Linked DNA regions of Homo sapiens: region 2 is linked to region 1. The links are chromatin loops, found by intact Hi-C in ENCODE. Cell type or tissue: PC-9. All regions are shown on one strand. Links, peaks and the distances in the headings refer to the core of each region. The heading gives the core; the rest is flanking DNA.

Region 1 (2,912 bases), core at 300-2,799:
TCCAAGCGATTCTCCTGCCTCAGCCTCCTGAGTAGCTGGGATTACAGGCACCTGCCATGATGCCCGGTTAATTTTTGTATTTTTAATAAAGACTGGGTTTTGCCATGTTGGCCAGGCTGGTCTTGAACTCCTGATGTCAGGTGATCCGCCCGCCTCGGCCTCCCACAGTGCTGGGATTACAGGCGTGAGCAACAGCGCCTGGCCAAGGGGGTTTGTTCATCAAGATAGACTTCCTCTGTCTCTATCAATAACTGGCAAAGTTGCAGTGAGACCAGTTACTAGTGGTCAGTGTGTGACATTGGGGCCCATGAGCCTGGGTTTGAAACCCAGGTCCTCGGCATCCAGCTGAAACAGCCGTTTCAGCCTCTCAGCTTCATTTTCCTGTAATATAGAGAAAATACTTCCTACTGTGAGGCTAAAATGCCTTAACATTCATAAAAGCATCTAATGCTAGGCTCTTGTAATTTTAGCACCTTTTCCTCTGATGACATTCACTGGGAAAAGGAAAGGCTCTGTAGCCCCGTCTTCAGAACTAAATTCTCCAAAGCAGGACTTCATTCTAGGCTTGCTTTTAAACAAGATTATTTCCATATACCATCCAATCAGGTAATATGACATAGGAAATGCCCTTCCCTCTGTGAGACATGCACTCGCGTTTGGCAAAGACTGTGGTCACCACCTTCATTTAAAAGGGTTTAATGATCTTTGGACTTTAGCAGACTCCATAGAGTACAGCCCTGATGGACAGAGTTTAGGCAGAGAGAATATTTTCCATTTCATAATCTCATACACAGGGACCTAAATTCCACTATCAGGGACTTCTTTAATGACTCCAACTGTCAGCCTGGACATGAGTGACCTGAAGAACCTGTATGGAGAGTGGAAGGGGCATACAGATGACTTCTGCTGGTATGACCCTCTCCCCTCTCCCAGCCACACAGCTGGTGGCTTCACAAAGAGCTAGGTTAGCAGTGAGGTTGTCCTGTGTACAATTTCAGTGCCCCTTGCTCAGGGTCTAAGCCTGACCCATGTTGCTGCAGATTGTACACTGGGGTTATCTGGGTTATTTATTTATTTTTAGAGACAGGATCTCACTCTGTCATCCAGGCTGGAGTGCAGTGGTGCAATAGCTCACTGTAACCTTGAACTCCAGGGCTCAAGTAATCCCCCCAATTTGGCCTCCTGACTAGCTGGGACTGCTCCTGAGTATCTGGAACTCCTGTGTAAACATTTTAAAAATTTAAAATTTTTGTAGACACAAGGTCTCGCTCTGTTGCTGGGGCTGGAGTCGGGAGATTTTTGACACAATTCCGTGGTTTATCCAATCCATGCCTGCACCTGGGAGTGCATCACACTCAGCTCACTCTCCCCTCGGCACTATCCCCCTCTGCAGGTGGCTTAGTGTCCTTCCTCCAAGCAGAGGGACTTCCCTGGTCTCCTTCCTCTTCTCGAGGTTCTGGGATGACTCACACTGAAATATTGGTGGAATGAGAATCCCCTGTGGAAGTTGTTGTTTCCATCCCTGCCATTTCTACTCACCTCCTGACCTCACTGACTTGCACAACCAGCCACCCTGTCATTACTCTGGGTGGGACAATTTCCCTTTTCAATTTTTGGTTATCAGATGTTACCATCCTTTTGGGCCTCCGGATATGGGCCTTTTCCTTTGCAGGGTTATAGCTGTCTCCCTCAAAGGCTTGGTTTAGTCCAGCAGCCAGGCGGGGAAGCATTTTATTCCTCTCTGTCCTGAGGCATATGTCCTGAAACCATTCTGTTCTTGGCCTCCTCAGCCCTTGTATGAGATCCTGTCTTCCCAGAGAACTGGCCCTTCCCAGTGACCACCCATCTTTGGGGTAAAGGTCTTTATCCTCATGTTTCAGGACCTGACTCTGGGCCTTAGGGTACATGGAAGGAGGGAGATTTGGGGACACAGAATGCCCAGTAACCTGCGGTGAGGCTCGGTTCATTCTAGGAAGTATTTAGGAAGTATTTTGCAGGCCTTGTGCTAAGGGAATGTGAAGATGAGAAAATTCGGCGGGCACCAGAGGCATGGGAGTTGAGTACTTGGCTTTGCCAATGTTAAATGCCTCCTTCAACATTTCAGACAGGGAATTTTTGTAGTGGAGAGTAGAGCTGAACTTTAACTCGGTGATTTTTCCTGACAGAAGGTCCTCTCTAAGGACAGCAAGGAAATCAACAGTAGCAGTTAGTTAGGAAATGGGGTGTTGTGCGGTGCTACAGTGACTAGAGTCAGAAGGAGTTCCATTGATTCCAAATAAGAGGCCCTGCACAAATGGAGATTCTGATGTATGCAGCTCTCTACCTGTGTCTATTTGAAAACAAAAAGCCACCTTATTTTGTCTAAAATAATTTGAAGAATTTTTAGATGGCCACATGACAAAGATACCATTTCAATAAGTAATATAAAAAATATGTGGTGTGAACCTGGGAGGCGGAGCTTGCAGTGAGCCGAGATTGCACCACTGAACTCCAACCTGGGTGACAAGAGTGAGACTCCATCACACACACACACAAACACACATGCACGCACACACACACAGGATATGTATTCTGTGAACCACTATTCATTTCTGTATACCAGACTGAATTTTTAAAAGCATTTGAAGCATTCACTATTTTTCACATTAATATCAAAGCAGTAAAATAATCCAGAAACAAAAAAAGATAAGTAGCTTAATGATTCTACTTAAAATTAATGCAACTAATGTATTTCTGTTATTCCCTAGTGTATTGTTGTTGCAAAGTAGTTACTGTCTTTCAAATGAAAGTTTAAAACGATAACTTTCTGAAAATTGCAGCTATCATACAAAAACGTGATTGTAAATCGTTTGTCTTTTGCCATTTTTCTTAAAAGAATTAGATATTTAAAAGATCATATAATCTGTTAAAAC
Region 2 (2,912 bases), core at 231-2,730, 210 kb before region 1:
TTTAGAATTTGTCCAATAGGGTCACCTTCAGTGAGAGGGTATGCAGGCTACCATTAATTCAACATTTGAAGATATCGACCTATCAGCACACCTAGATCCAAGCTAATGATGAGGGAAGAATGTTCACTGAAAATCCCATCTGTCTGAAAATAGAGACTTGAGACCTCATCAGTTGCTTTAAGGGAAAAAGTATCTGTGGGCAGGAACCTCAAGTAAGTCACTAGGAGCATGCTTGTATGCATTGTTAAGACACACTGCTATCGAATTGGTTCATAGCCACCTTGATCATTTTGGTTAAGAACACTAACCACCGGCCAGAATCTCTTCTATGCCTGCACCTTTGATAAGTGTTTTCTTGGTTTACAGCCACTGCTGAACTTACTCTGCTACAGTTCTCAACAAGACCCTTGGACTTGGGGGCTCCTATTAAAGAGACTTTGTTAAGAAAAAAACAACGGGAGGCTAAAGCGGGCAGATCATGAGGTCAAGAGATTGAGACCATCCTGGCCAACGTGGTGAAACCGTGTCTCTACTAAAAATACAAAACTTAGCTGGGCGTGGTGGCTCATGCTTGTAGTCCCAGCTACTCAGGAGGCTGAGGCAGGAGAATCGCTTAAACCTGGGAGGCAGAGGTTGCAGTGAGCTGAGATCGTTCCACTGCACTCCAGCCTGGCGACAGAGTGAGACTCCATCTTAAAAATAAAAAAAAAAAAGCATCTTATACAAAAAAATCTGTAGTTGTATCTCCCCAGATTTTAATCATTAATTTATTTTTTATTTATTTTTGTCAAAAGGTAGTCGCAATATAGACCATATCTGTTAGTAAATTACCTGAAGACTCTCTGTCTCTGCTCTGGACTTTTTTTTGTCAGTGGTCCATCTTTTTGATATACATCTTTGTGAGGTGACATTTACAAAGCTTGCCAAGGTCCCCAGTGACCTCCACACTAATAAATCCAGGGATGTTTAGAGTCCTCAGTTCACTTGGCCTGTCACCTGCATTTTCCAATCTGGACCATTCCATCTCCCCTTTGGCCCTCATGATACCACACTTTTTTCTGGGTCTCCTTGCACGCTTGCCTTCCTCCACCCAACTGTTCATGCAGGAGTTTCTCGGGCTAAGCTCCTCCTCGTGTCACTTTATCTCCTGAACAATCTCTCCCATACTTTGGGCTCCAGTCTAGGGCAAGAGGACTGGTCTGGCCTGGGGATACACGACTGTGACTCACTTCAGCAACTATGCACCAGTGACTCACAATTGTGTATCCCCAGGCCAGACCACTCCTCTTGCCCTAGACATAGGTATCTCATCTTCTAGTCTGTGTCTCTTTTTGGAGGCCTCAAAAGCATCTGAAATTCAATGTGTCCAAAACTGCTATCCCCAAGTTTATCTTCTTGCAATTGCCTCTGCCAGTAAATAACATGACCCCCCCATCCACTTATGAGGAGACCAGAAACTTAGGAGTCATCTTTGACATCTCCTTTTCTCCTGTTTCCCCATAGCTAGTCTAATGTGGACTAATACTAACTTTGCATTTGAAATATCACTCAAACCCTTCATCTCCTCTCCATTTCCACTATGATCAACCCAGACCAAACCATCGGGACCCTTACCACGGACCTCAGACTGGCCTCTCACCCCCACACTTGCTCTTCCCTAATTCCTTCCCCTATGCAGCAGTAAGAGTGATCTTTAAAAATACAAACCTGATCCAATCAACCCCCCGTCCCCAAATAAAACCCTTTGGTACTTTCTTGTCACTCTTAGCATTGCACCAAAATCCTTAATGTGGCCTCAGAATCCTGCATGACTTGCCTGCTGCCTACCTTCCCAGGTTCTTTTCAGCAGCCATGGCCCTCACCTCCTCTCACCTCCTCTTGCCTGAGTCCTTCTCACTTGCTGGGGTCTCGGCCTACGGGGCTCTTCCCCACTGCTTTTTTTTGTTTTTTCTTTTTCTTTTTGTTTTTGTTTTTGAGACGGAGACTTGCTCTGTTGCCCAGGCTAGAGTGCAGTGGTACAATCTCAGCTCACTGCAGCCTCCGCCTCCTGGGTTCAAGCAGTTCTCCTGCCTCAGCCTCCCGAGTAGCTGGGATTACAGGCACCCACCACCATGCCCAGCTAATTTTTGTATTTTTAGTAAAGAAGGGATTTCACCATCTTGACCAGGGTGGTCTTGAACTTCTGACCTCGTGATCCACCTGCCTCGGCCTCCCAAAGTGCTGGGATTACAGGCGTGAGCCACTGCACCCAGCCCCCTACTGCTTTCTTTACCTACATGATTCCTCCCCACTCTTTTTTTTTTTTTTGAGATGGAGTCTCACTCTGTTGCCCAGGCTGGAGTGCAGTGACGTGATCTCAGCTCACTGCAAGCTCCGCCTCCTGGGTTCACGCCATTCTCCTGCCTCAGCCTCCCGAGTAGCTGGGACTACAGGCGCCTGCCACCATGCCCAGCTAATTTCTTTTGGTATTTTTAGTAGAGACGGGGTTTCACCACGTTAGCCAGGATTGTCTCGATCTCCTGACCTCGTGATCTGCCCGCCTCGGCCTCCCAAAGTGCTGGGATTACAGGCGTGCACCACCACACCCAGCCGATTCCTCCCCATTTTTATGGTCTTACTTCAAACAGCAGCATCGCAGGAAAACCTCCGCAGATTCCCCAGTTTGGGCCTTGTACAGCTCTCTGTATCTCTTCCTTCAGCAGTTGTCATGTTTGTGGTTACATTTTAATTTGTGTGATCATTTGGTTAATTTATGTTCCTTTGTTAGACTGGAAGCTCCATTACACCCTAGCACAGGGCAGGGCCAGCAGGAGGCACTTGGTAAATACCTGATGAAGAGAAGGAGGGACAAAAGGAGAAAGGGAGAGTGGTGGCAGGGCATAGGTGGGGGCAAAGGAACTGAGGGAAAAAAG

The links. Peaks named below come from ENCODE experiments on the same cell type or tissue, not always from the same donor. Only the 100,000 strongest peaks of a DNase experiment are listed, where the experiment ranks them.
Region 2: a loop joins it to region 1, with 5 times the contacts of the local background. A loop is called at or near these places in 1 of 110 quality-filtered maps.

The regions. Positions count from the first base shown.
Region 1 is chr18:7,625,631-7,628,542 of GRCh38, forward strand. All of the region lies in intron 1 of PTPRM (protein tyrosine phosphatase receptor type M), which reads left to right. Among named protein-coding and RNA genes, the nearest start is that of PTPRM, 60 kb to the left of the region's middle. In PC-9, for the core only: a CTCF peak has its summit at 1,341; a DNase peak (open chromatin) is centred at 1,451; H3K4me3 peaks cover 665 bases; H3K27ac peaks cover 1,929 bases.
Region 2 is chr18:7,416,737-7,419,648 of GRCh38, forward strand. No RefSeq gene overlaps it. Among named protein-coding and RNA genes, the nearest start is that of PTPRM, 150 kb to the right of the region's middle. In PC-9, for the core only: no CTCF peak of the experiment used is centred there; a DNase peak (open chromatin) is centred at 1,215.